3 separate regions of the Homo sapiens genome follow, and all the other regions are linked to region 1. The links are chromatin contacts, found by Hi-C or POLR2A ChIA-PET in ENCODE. All regions are on one chromosome and are shown on one strand. Each heading gives the region's core, a stretch centred on a gene start or an enhancer-like site at or near the end of the contact. The rest is flanking DNA. Distances are from core to core; before and after follow the strand shown.

What was found. A loop is a pair of places that touch in the nucleus more often than their neighbours do. ChIA-PET counts read pairs that join two places held with the same protein, here RNA polymerase II (POLR2A). Pooled maps may share reads with other maps.
Region 2: a pooled map shows a loop between it and region 1 (2.7-fold over the local background). The contact joins two enhancer-like sites. A Hi-C loop is called at or near these places in 2 of 168 maps with a recorded cell type or tissue (endothelial cell of umbilical vein and heart left ventricle) and 7 of 50 pooled maps.
Region 3: a map of PC-3 shows a loop between it and region 1 (10-fold over the local background). The contact joins two enhancer-like sites. A Hi-C loop is called at or near these places in 6 of 168 maps with a recorded cell type or tissue (PC-3, PC-9, ascending aorta and 3 more) and 6 of 50 pooled maps. POLR2A ChIA-PET finds 5 or more read pairs at or near these places in 5 of 52 experiments (A549, CD8-positive, alpha-beta memory T cell, MCF 10A and 2 more).

What each region holds. Positions count from the first base shown.
Region 1 is chr9:97,712,534-97,716,156 of GRCh38, reverse strand. PTCSC2 (papillary thyroid carcinoma susceptibility candidate 2) reads left to right here. Exons shown (of 11, transcript NR_147055.1): 9 at 2,350-2,462. Among named protein-coding and RNA genes, the nearest start is that of XPA, 17 kb to the right of the region's middle. Within about 2 kb of position 1,601, at least 3 of the 41 ENCODE cell types and tissues checked have a DNase peak (open chromatin) inside an H3K27ac peak, as active enhancers do; they include PC-3, PC-9 and mammary epithelial cell, where a contact is called at or near this core.
Region 2 is chr9:97,466,995-97,470,617 of GRCh38, reverse strand. It overlaps TDRD7 (tudor domain containing 7), which reads right to left. Exons shown (of 17, transcript NM_014290.3): 9 at 1-60. Among named protein-coding and RNA genes, the nearest start is that of TMOD1, 33 kb to the left of the region's middle. RefSeq lists an enhancer at 1,934-1,993. Within about 2 kb of position 1,842, at least 9 of the 41 ENCODE cell types and tissues checked have a DNase peak (open chromatin) inside an H3K27ac peak, as active enhancers do.
Region 3 is chr9:97,874,903-97,878,525 of GRCh38, reverse strand. No RefSeq gene overlaps it. Among named protein-coding and RNA genes, the nearest start is that of FOXE1, 23 kb to the right of the region's middle. RefSeq lists enhancers at 2,846-3,623, 299-3,623. Within about 2 kb of position 1,610, at least 8 of the 41 ENCODE cell types and tissues checked have a DNase peak (open chromatin) inside an H3K27ac peak, as active enhancers do; they include PC-3, PC-9 and mammary epithelial cell, where a contact is called at or near this core.

The DNA.
Region 1 (3,623 bases), core at 352-2,851:
CCTGGGCTCAAGTAATCCTCCCCTCTTGGCCTCCCAAAGTGCTGGGATTACAGGCATGAGCCACCATGTTCAGCCTCAGGATTTAACCTGTATCTGTTTAGGCTCAAAACCATTGTCAACATTTCTCAAAGTCATATATTGGAATTAATGGAGGGATGTGTTAATGTTTTAAAATATTGCAATTGTTACTAGCAAACATATTTAATAGAAAGTATGTTCTAGAGCAGTGGTAACCAAAATTAAATTCCATGGGACCATCATTTGGTAAGAGGTCTTAGATGTTACCTGAGAAGAGGTTCAGTGGTCAGAGATGTCAGGTAAACCCTACATCCAGATATTCAACAGGCTTATCTTTGCATGGCTTTTGGAGCCTCAAATATATTAATTTTCACTGTGAATCTCCAAAAGGAGTGCACAATATATAGCATGTGCCCATAACATTTGCCCAGAAAGTCATTTTAAAAAATCTTAGGCTGGGCATGGTGGCTCACACTCCAAGCAATTTGGGAGGCCAAAGTGGGAGGATTGCTTGAGCCCAGGAGTTCGAGACCCACCTGGGAAACATAGAGAGACCCTATCTCTACAAAATATCAAGAAAATTAGCTGGATGTGGTGGCTCATGCAGGCCTGTAGTCCCAGCTACTTGGGAGGCCGAGGTGGGAGGATCACTTGAGCCTAGGAGTCTGAGGATGCAGTGAGCTAAGATCACCCCCACTGGACTCCAGCCTGGGTGACAGACCAAGACCTTGCCTCAAAAATGAAATGAAATAAAATAAAATGAAATAGAGATCTTCCACAAAGAAGACTTCTCATTGGGATATGCAGTGTCATAGGCATGTAAAGCCTTTAAAAAATCTTTTCAATTTTAGTTTTGAGGCCATGAAGCAGAGTTTGTCTATCTCTGTTGTCACAAAGGGGGTATTTTGCTGAGTGCAGTGGCTCATGCCTGTAATCCCAGCTCTTTGGGAGGCCGAGGCGGGAGGATCACCTGAGGTGAGGAGTTCAAGACCAGCCTGGCCAACATGGTAAAACCCTGTCTCTACTAAAAATACAAAAAAATTAGCCAGGCACCTATAATCCCAGCTACTTGGGAAGCTGAGGCAGGAGAATCATCTGAACCCTGGAGACAGAGGTTGCAGTGAGCTGAGATCGTGCCATTGCACTCCAGCCTGGGCAAAAAGAGTGGAACTCCATCTCAAAATAAATAAATAAATAACAAAGGGGGTATTTTATAAATTTGAAGCTCATGTATGGGTCACAATAAACCATTTAATGAGTCATATTACATGGACCCAAAGCCTAGTTCTCATTGTTGGGGTGAGTCTCATTCAAGTCATTCCTGGCAGGAGTTCTACAGGTGCACACCACCAGAAGCCTGAAGGGACTTTTGAGCTTCATCACAAGCTCCATGCTTTGACCTCCTTTATGAAAAGGCTGAGGAATGACATGCAACCCTGCACCTCCCTCCTGCCCCCCAATACACAAATGCACACCCTTTGCTGGCATGCGAAGCGTGCTTAGAAAGGGGAGGAAAAACCCAAACCACAAAACCCCACATTCCTTTCAAGGGCTGTCTGTGTACACACCCTGGACCTTTGACTTCCTTTCCCTGGTGAGCAGGGGTTTTTCAAGGCTTTGAGTCAGGAGTTAAGGACTGTTGAGATGCAACTCTAACACGTCCTAGCCTTATGATTTCAGCATTTACCCTCTTGGGGCTCTGCTTTTCCTCTGTAAAATGGGGATAATGAGCCCTAGGACCTGTCTAACCTCCAGGACTGCTGTAAGGATAAAACAACCTTCACTATTCCCTTTATCACTTATTTAGCCAATCTTTGTCATCGCACTGAACACAGGGCATCAATTCTTTCTAAAGACCACAAAATGGCAAAGCTAATGACAAATGAAAACAATTGTAACATTTCACAGAGATGGTTCATATCCATAACACAGGAAGAGTGCTTACATACAAATTTAAATATATATGGGCCATTAAAAGTTGGCAAAAGTCAAGAATATGCATTGACTTTTGCCAATAAATGTAGAAACAAAGAAAATGATTTTGTGTGGGAGAAGCAGCACAAAGGCCAATAAACATATTTTTATGTTGATGCTCATTTTGAAATTTTGAAATTGCTTGGTTATTAGACCTGCTACTGGATGGTGTGATTTAGTGTGTTAATGATAATGCCCACGTTTTACTATGTCGCATTCTGAGACAGAGTCCTCAGGCTTTATCAGAGTGCCAGAGGTCTATGGCAAAGAATCCCTGATCTATAGGAATCTGATAAAATGAAGTATGGTGTATCCATATAATGAAATGCTGTGTTGATATTAAAATTGATGTTTTAGGTAAAGATGTAGAGCAACTGGAACTTTCATACACTGCTGCAACCACTTTGGAGACTATCAGCATTTTCCACTAAAGCTGAACATTATGGTCTAGAAATTGCACTCCTGAGCAGGTAGGTAACAAAAGTGTATACCTATGTTCACCAAAAGACATCTAAAGAATGTTCATAGCAGCTGAAATAGCTGAAACCTGGAAACAACCCCCATGTCCATCAACAGTAGAATGGATAAGTAAATTGTGATATATTTATACAAAAGAATACTATATATGTCAATGAGTGAATGAACTATAGCTATATGCAACAACATGAATCTCATTCATATACTGTTGAGTGAAAAAATATAGACAAAAATAAATACTGTATAATCTACCATATAGTTCAAAAGCCAGACAAGACCATTTTTAGAAATCAGAAGTCAGAATTATGTTGCTTTTGGGGTAAGAGGTGACAGTAACTTGGAGAGGGTCCAAAAGATTTTGGGGGATGCAGGTAATGGTCTCGTATTTTATCTTGGTGGTGAATATAAAAGCAGAGTCAATATGCGAAGATTTATACCTATGATTGTTTGCATGTTTCTGTGAGATTTACCCCTATGATTTTTTGCATGTTTCTGCTTTTATGTTCTACTTTAATCAAAAGTCTGCTTAAAAATGACATAGAAACATTTTCATGACATTGAAAGATATTTGTGTTGTCATGTTATATTAAAAAATACAGGTTTGTGTATAGTGTGCTTTCACTTATTCCCTTCAAGATCATCATACATATGTGCTTTTCAGTACATGACATATCTTTAGGAGGATATATGAGCAATTGATAGAAGTGGTTGCTTCTGGAGAGTGAGAATGGGAGAGAGATTTATTTTTTACTTCATGTCAAGGGTGTCCAATCTTTTGGCTTCCCTGGGCCACACTGGAAGAATAAGAATCGTCTTGGGCCACACATAAAATACATTAACACTAATGATAGCTGATGAGCTTTAAAAAATTGCAAAAAATTTTCATAATGTTTAAAGAAAGTTTACGAATATGTGCTGGGCCGCATTCAAAGCTATCCTGGGCCATATGTGGCCCATGGCTGTGGGATGGACAAGTTTGCTTTATGCTGTTTTGTACCTTCTGAAGATTTAACTGTGTATATGTATTGCCAATTCAATGCATAAATAAATCAGACTATAAAACTGTATAATCTCATTTTTCTGAAAATAAAGGACTGGCACTATCAATATAAAATGATAACTATGTTTACCTCTGGGTAATGGAATTATGGATT
Region 2 (3,623 bases), core at 593-3,092, 250 kb after region 1:
TAATTTGTATGCTTTGCTTTTTTCAACATTTTCACTAAAACCATAGTCAACATAGCATACCTAATGATTAAAAACACAGAATGTTTAGTTCTTTATCCTCTCTTTAAAAAATTCATTTGATACACTTAATTGGCTCAATCTTATTCCATGATCAGCAAGCTGAGTGGCAGAGTGGCACCTGGAAAAAGCTGGGGAGGTGCCCCTGACTTACCACAGAAGAGAAAGGCTGGAGCTGAGACCAAGGAAACCAGGGGTCCTAGTTCCAGGTCCCAGTCTTCTACCTCACCCTACCCCTTCAATGGGAAGAACAAGACTGCTCAGCCCTGCCACCTTGCTGTCGCCAGTCTTTCAGCAGCCTATCTACCTGGTTCTGCCAACTCTGCTCCCCTCCCCTTTGGTGCTTTCATTAATATCATAATGCCTATATCAGCTTATTCTTTTTTGAGTTACACATTTCCACCCGTTCCCTGGACAGCAGTATTTGTTTCTATGGCAGGCATCATCCTTGTGGTATTTATCAGATTCTAAATCCCCAAAGCAGCATTTGTGATGGCTATTCTCAGCTACTGTGCTTCCAGGGACCGAGATGCTTCATCAATGACAACAATGGTATCACTGCTGAACAACATGGAATTCTAAACTAAAAAACAGGCGTACCTATTTTTTTCAAGGGTGTGAAGCTGGGTTAGGTCTTCTTTCAGCTCAGCAAAAGGCCCTAAGTCTGCTGAACAGAGGTCTGTGTTTGCAGAAACCTGAACAACTTTTCCTCACCATTAGCACAGACTGTTAAGAGCCTGGATATTATTTTTAAGAATATTTATAGAATCTTCAGTTTAAAAGGATTATATAAACACAAAGCCTTTTTTTGAGAAAAATAAAAATCTAGAAACATTAAGCTATGGTTTAGAATAACTAAGAATCTAAGGGAAATGTTGAAAACCTAATATGCATCTCTAATTAAAGGAGATGATGGTTATTGAAAGAAACAAAGCAAACAAAACAACAAACACCAGGGCAAAGTCTTGGCCTTAATACCAAGTAACATGAGGTAGGTTCCTTTCACTGCCTCCCTGAAAATAAAGTCCACAGGCCAGCTTCTTAGTACCTAGATTATGGTACTAAACACACGAAACAAAAACCCTTCCCAGCAGAGAATCTAAGGGAAAAAAGCAGAAGACACCACTAACTCCTTTCCTTGGCCATGTGATAAGCGGGCCTGTGGGGCCTGTCTACCTTGTATCAGAAAGACCATCTCTTAGAATCCACATCTGACTCAACACTGACTTAGGCCTAGATCGCTGGTAGGGCTGCATGTCAGGCAGCTGGCCATTTAAGTGCACAAGTCTATTTCTCCAATCCTAAATTAGCACCTGCTTTTGCTTCTCATAGGCCTCAGGAGTCAGGCAGCTTTCATTTCCTTTAATAGCTATCACCACCTACAACTTAGATTCTGTTCTTCCCAGGCCCAAAATGGAGGTAACGTGGTCTGACAATAGGACATAGCATGTGAAATCATGACTCCTGGGAAATTCAGAATGTATTCTTAGCACAAGAACAGATTAAAGAATAACTGCTCCAAAGCCTCAAAAGAAAGTGTTTCTGAACTGTTTGTAGCTTCTTTTCTTGTTTTTAATCATACATGTTTGTATGGCAACTGCAGTTTATAAAACACTTGTCCATGCATTGGCCAGTGTGACTCTCACCACACTCTGCTCTGTGTCCTTTGCTCTGTGAGGGCTCAGTAGTCTCTCTCTCTCTAATGTCCTGGGATCAGGGCCAGTAGTCACATAATCTGGCATAAGGCCCCAGTCCATTCCTGGTTCTCTGGCACCATCAAGTGGCCAAAGGTCTCCCAGCACTACCTATCACCCAGCAGACTCCCCTGGGATGTGGGCCTGGGTCAGGCCAAACTGGCACCAGCCTCAGCGGGTGACCACATCTCCTGTTTCTCCTACTCACCAAGGATCTGACAGGGAAAGCAAGGAAGGAATCAGTACTTACCACCAGACAAAGTTCAATTCAAGCGAAGCAAGACTGGTGCTAAGTAGCTGGGGTTTCTCCAAATAAAGGGAGAAATCATCTCTGTCAGCTTCAAGGGGATGTGGGGAACAAGTTCAGGCCCGGATTGCTACAATCACCGCTGTCCCAAGAGCTTGCTACTGCACAAAATACCGAGCTACCTTTTTTATTCTTCACATCCAGCCCATAATTCTCAGCAGCAATGACGAGGCTGGTCACTCCCTTCTTTATGAGACGCTTTCTTTTTCTGGCTTCTGTGACACCACTCTCTTGGTTTTTCTTCTTTGGCCATCTTTACAGGCTTTTCTGCTCCCCTTATGCCTCCATGTAAATACTGAAGGGTTTCAGGACCTGGGCCCAGGCCCCTCCTCCTCTCTACGTGTATTCTCTCTCTAGGGGATCTCATCTTGTCCTGTGATTTCACATAGCACCTATATGCTGATGCCTCCCAACCTGACACATCTCCAGTCCTAACTGCTCCCTGAGCTCCAAATTCATCCATGTGACATCTGATAGCTATTCTCAAACCTAGCAGGTCCTATGAAATTCTCAATTGTTCTCCACAATGGTTTTTCTCTCTGACTTCCCAATTTCAACAAATGGCACCAATATCTAGTCAATTGCTCAAGCCCCAAACCCAGTAGCTTATCTTGAATCTTCTCTTTTGCTTACCATCCACTTCCAACAGGTCAGTGTCCTGTCAGTTCTACCTCCAAATATATCCTGAATCTCTTCCACTACCTCCATCTTCACTAATCCAGGTTACAAGGTAGCTGGCTATTACAACAGCCACCTAACCAGTATTACTTTCCTTCTGTGCCCTACTATAATACAATCCATTCCCCCACAACAGTCCCAGAATGATTTCTGAAGCATCTAAATGAGATCACATCACTCTGCCTATCTCTTGCTTCAGAGTTATTTTCTATCATAGTTATTTCCTTTATTGGTTATTTCCTTCATTGTACTAAAATTGTTTTGTGTGTTTACTGTATGCTTGTCATCTCTCTCTTCTCACTAGAATGTAAGCTTCTTGAGAAGAAGGACTTGTATGTTTTGTTCTTGGCTCCAGTAAAAAGTGAAAAAGTGTATCAGGTATATACAACACGATGGGAGTGTTTGAATTTACAGATAAGCAATCAGGGAAGTTAAATAACTTTCCTAAGGCCACACAGCTAGAAATGGCAAAGCTGAGACTCAGTTCTATCTGACACGAGAGCCTGAATTCCCAAAGTAGAAGGAGGGAGGGAGGAAAGAAAGTGACTGCCCTATAGACTTCAGACTGGGAGATATCCTTGTGGAATAGCTGCATTATTTATTGTAAATATTGTTACACTGTTAATGTGTCATTAGGATTTACGTATGATTCTTCTCTTCATAAGAAATCTCTGTGCCTCAAAATAGCTTAGCTTTTGTTGAACTTCCTAAGGGCCGGGGGAGTGAAATGGCCAGGAAACAGAAGTTTATCTAGGAACGTTTAGGGATAGTTATCTCCTATCAACTAGAGACCCAGAGGAATGGAGGGACTTGACCAAAGGCACACACCCAAATACAGGCAGACTCAGGACTAGTGCCCAAGCCCTGTGTTCTCCTTTGGTCCAGTG
Region 3 (3,623 bases), core at 361-2,860, 160 kb before region 1:
CATGCCTGTAATCCCAGCACTTTGGGAGGCCGAGGCGGGTGGATCACCTGAGGTCGGGAGTTCAAGACCAGCCTGGCCAACATGGTGAAACCCCATCTCTACTAAAAAATACAAAAATTAGCCAGGAATCGTGGCACGCACCTGTAATCTCAGCTACTCAGGAGGCTGAGGCAGGCGAATCGCTTGAACCTGGGAGGCAGAGTTTGCAGTGAGCTGAGATTGTGCCATTGCATTCCAGCCTGGGTGACAGGGCAAGACTCCATCTCAAAAGAAAAAAAAAAGTTTCAGCTACATCTTCCTTTTGCATGCCTGTCTCTGCCTCTGCCACCAATCTCCCCAAGGGTGGGAACCCTTTCTTTTTTTCTTTTCTTTTTCTTTCTTTCTTTTCTTTTCTTTTCTTTTTTTTTTTTTTGAGATGGAGTCCCGCTCTGTTGCCCAGGCTGGAGTGCAGTGGTGCAATCTCGGCTCAGTGCAACCACCTTCCTGGTTCAAGCGATTCTCCTGCTTCAGCCTCTTGAGTAGGTGGGACTATAGGCGCCTGCCCCGACACCTGGCTAATTTTTGTATTTTTTAGTAGAGATGAGGCTTCACTATGCTAGCCAGGCTGGTCTCGAACTTCTGACCTTGTGATCCGCCTGCCTCGGCCTCCCAAAGTGCTGGGATTACAGGCATGAGCCACAGAGCCTGGCCATTCTTTTGTATTTTTATTCGAGCCAGGGTTTTACCATATTGGTCAGGCTAGTCTCGAACTCCTGACCTCAGGTGAGCCACTTGCCTCTCCCTCCCAAAGTGCTGGGATTACAGGCGTGAGCCACTGTGCCCAGCTGGGTGAGAACCATTTCTTAGATCCATCTTCTTTCTTCTTCTCCAGAGACCCACACAGGACCACATGCTGCTAAACACGCAGAAAAAAATGTTGAACAGAATGGCATTCTGCCCTCTTTGCTTGCAGTGGGCTCGCTCTCATCTAACAGCCGCTCATTCTTCCCACGTGTCCAGCCTGGTAGATTTGTGCTGTAGCATGCACTGCTTCAGTCCTGAGAGACTGGCCAGATTCCAGGGCCCTTGTACTCACTGCTTGATGAAGCCAGAGGAATGCCTGCAGCGGATGAGCACATTCCCAACCAGTGTGCAAATAGTAATGAAATCACTGCAGCTTCCTGTGGGGAGTCAAACACCATGACCCTAACCCCAGCAAGAAGATGCTGATGGGTACATTAATAGACATGGATTTTCCAGGATGCAGAGTCCTTGCATTTCACTCTGTCCTGGATCATTACCATTAAATTATAGCGTTATCTTTTTCTTTGACTTTTCAGTATCGTGAGATTGCAAGAAAAGGTTTTCTTAGATCTTCACTTGCTCAACAAGGAAATGGGATGCCGTGGGAAGTTATGAGTTCCCTGCCTGGGGTGCTCGATAACTGATTGGCAGGGATGTTGTGGAGGCGGAGAGGAGGACTCCAACCCCAGGATGCTATGAGTCTTTAGTGCCCATTGTCCCTAGGACGCCACCAGAGGTACGCAATCTGATGCGGATTTCGCAACACAGCTTCTGAGGTTAGTGATGCAAGTTCATTCAGGAGAAAACTGTGTGGCTGGTGAGATAGACCCAGGCTGTTGAGGCTGCTGCTGGGGCTAGAAGGGTCTGACTCATGCTTCGCAGCCCGTGCCAGCATTTCAGAGGGAAGCGATGTTGTCTCTTGTTCTTCCTCCGCTCATCCCCTAAGCCAGGCGTCTGGTCTTCAGCCCTTGTCTCTTTCATTGCACACAACCACCTGAGAAATCTCAGCCACCCCCCAGCCTCAACCCCCATCTCTGTGATAACTCCTAACTCTGTCTACAGCCTTGACCTCATCCCTAAGCAACAGACTCATATAGCTAACAGTTTATTGGACATCTTCATCTCATTGTCCTACATTTCAAACATGATGTTATAAAATTGGGATGTTTTCTCCTGGCTTCAAATCTGAAGTCCCTCATCCAGCCAGCCACCCCATACAGAAACCTTCCTCCATCTCCCTCTTAAGTTCATTTCTACCTTGTGTGCAAGTCCTGTGTATTCCACTTCTATGGCGTCTCTTCTTATTGGCCTTTTTCATTCTAGCTCTATTACCACTGATTTCATTCCTGCCAGAGTGAGTATACTTCAACCCAAGTGGGACTCCACCTCCACCAGGTGGTCATTCCCCTAAAAAAAAAAAAACAAGCATAAAACACAAAAAGACTGACAATACCAAGTGTTGACAAGAATATAGAGCAATGAGAACTCCTGTGCATCCCTGGTGGGCGTGTACATGGGTAGAACAACTTTGGGAAACTAGAAGTATCTACTCAAGTAGATATATGCATAGCCCACAACCCAGCAATTCCACTCCTAGATATGCATGCAACAGATTTACCCCCAGAGGAGCACGTAAAGGCATGTGCAGGAAGGTTTACAGCCCCAAACTGGAAACTGCACAAAGCTCATCAACAATTGCAGTGCATCCATACAATGGGATATCAACCAGCAATGAGCAAGAACAAAGTGCATTTATGTCTAACAACATGGGGGAGTCTTGCAAACATATGTGGAGTGAAAAAAGCCACACACAAGAAAATAGTGAAAACTAGTTTATGATGTTAGGATGGTTATTTTTCTTGTATGTAAGTAGTTCCTGAAAGAGGCCAGAGTGGATCTCTGGAGTTTTAGTAATAATTTGTTATTGTTTTAATCTGAGTGCTATTACGTAGATGCGGTCAGTTTGTGAAAAATTTTGTACTTTTCTATACATATGTTACATTTCAATAAAAAGTTTACTAAAACACATCCACCTATGCATACACACTGAAAAAACAAAATCTCTTCCATGGTTCCTCATGCCCTGAGGAGAAACTTCCAGACCCTAACAGAACACTCATAGATCTCCATGATGTGACCCTGCCTGCCAGGCCACACCCTTCCCATCAGTACTATGTGTGCCACGCACTAGACCATTCTCCTTGCTGATCTCTGTGCTACTCCTTCAGCCTGAATCCCTCTGTCCACCTGGCTCTGTCTGAAGATGCCACCTCCTCCGTGAGGCCTCTTCTGATTTCTGAGACCACACATGCTGCTTTTCTTTCTCACACAGCTCTGAGCTCTTTCTGCTTGCATGTGTTCCCTTGACTGAAGGCAGCATGCCATGAAAACGCAGCCCAGGGAGAGATTTGTGTGGTCTCAGAAATCAGGAGAGGCCTCACAGAGGAGGTGGCGTCTTCAGACAGAGCCAGGTGGACAGAAGAATTCCAGGCTGAAGGAAGAGCACAGAGACCTGCGCAGAGAATGTGGAGTGGGCTGGTAGATGGCACACATGCCCCAGGTGGGCAGGAGGGGGCCTGCTAGACAGGGTCACATCATGGAGGGCAGAAGGTAAACCTCCTCGAGGTGGCAGAAATGGTGCCTGGTTCATCTTTGTAGACCCTGCTAGGGCCAGTGCTGTGCCTGGTACAGTGCTTGAGCTAACAAATGTTTGAGAAATGATTGAATGTATGCTCTGAGTTAAGCTGTAGTCCACAGTGCCAGAAAGCCAAGACACCCAGTGTGCCTGCAAACAAGCTTCTGCCGAGAGCCAAGTCCCTTTGGAACCAAACACATCCTGT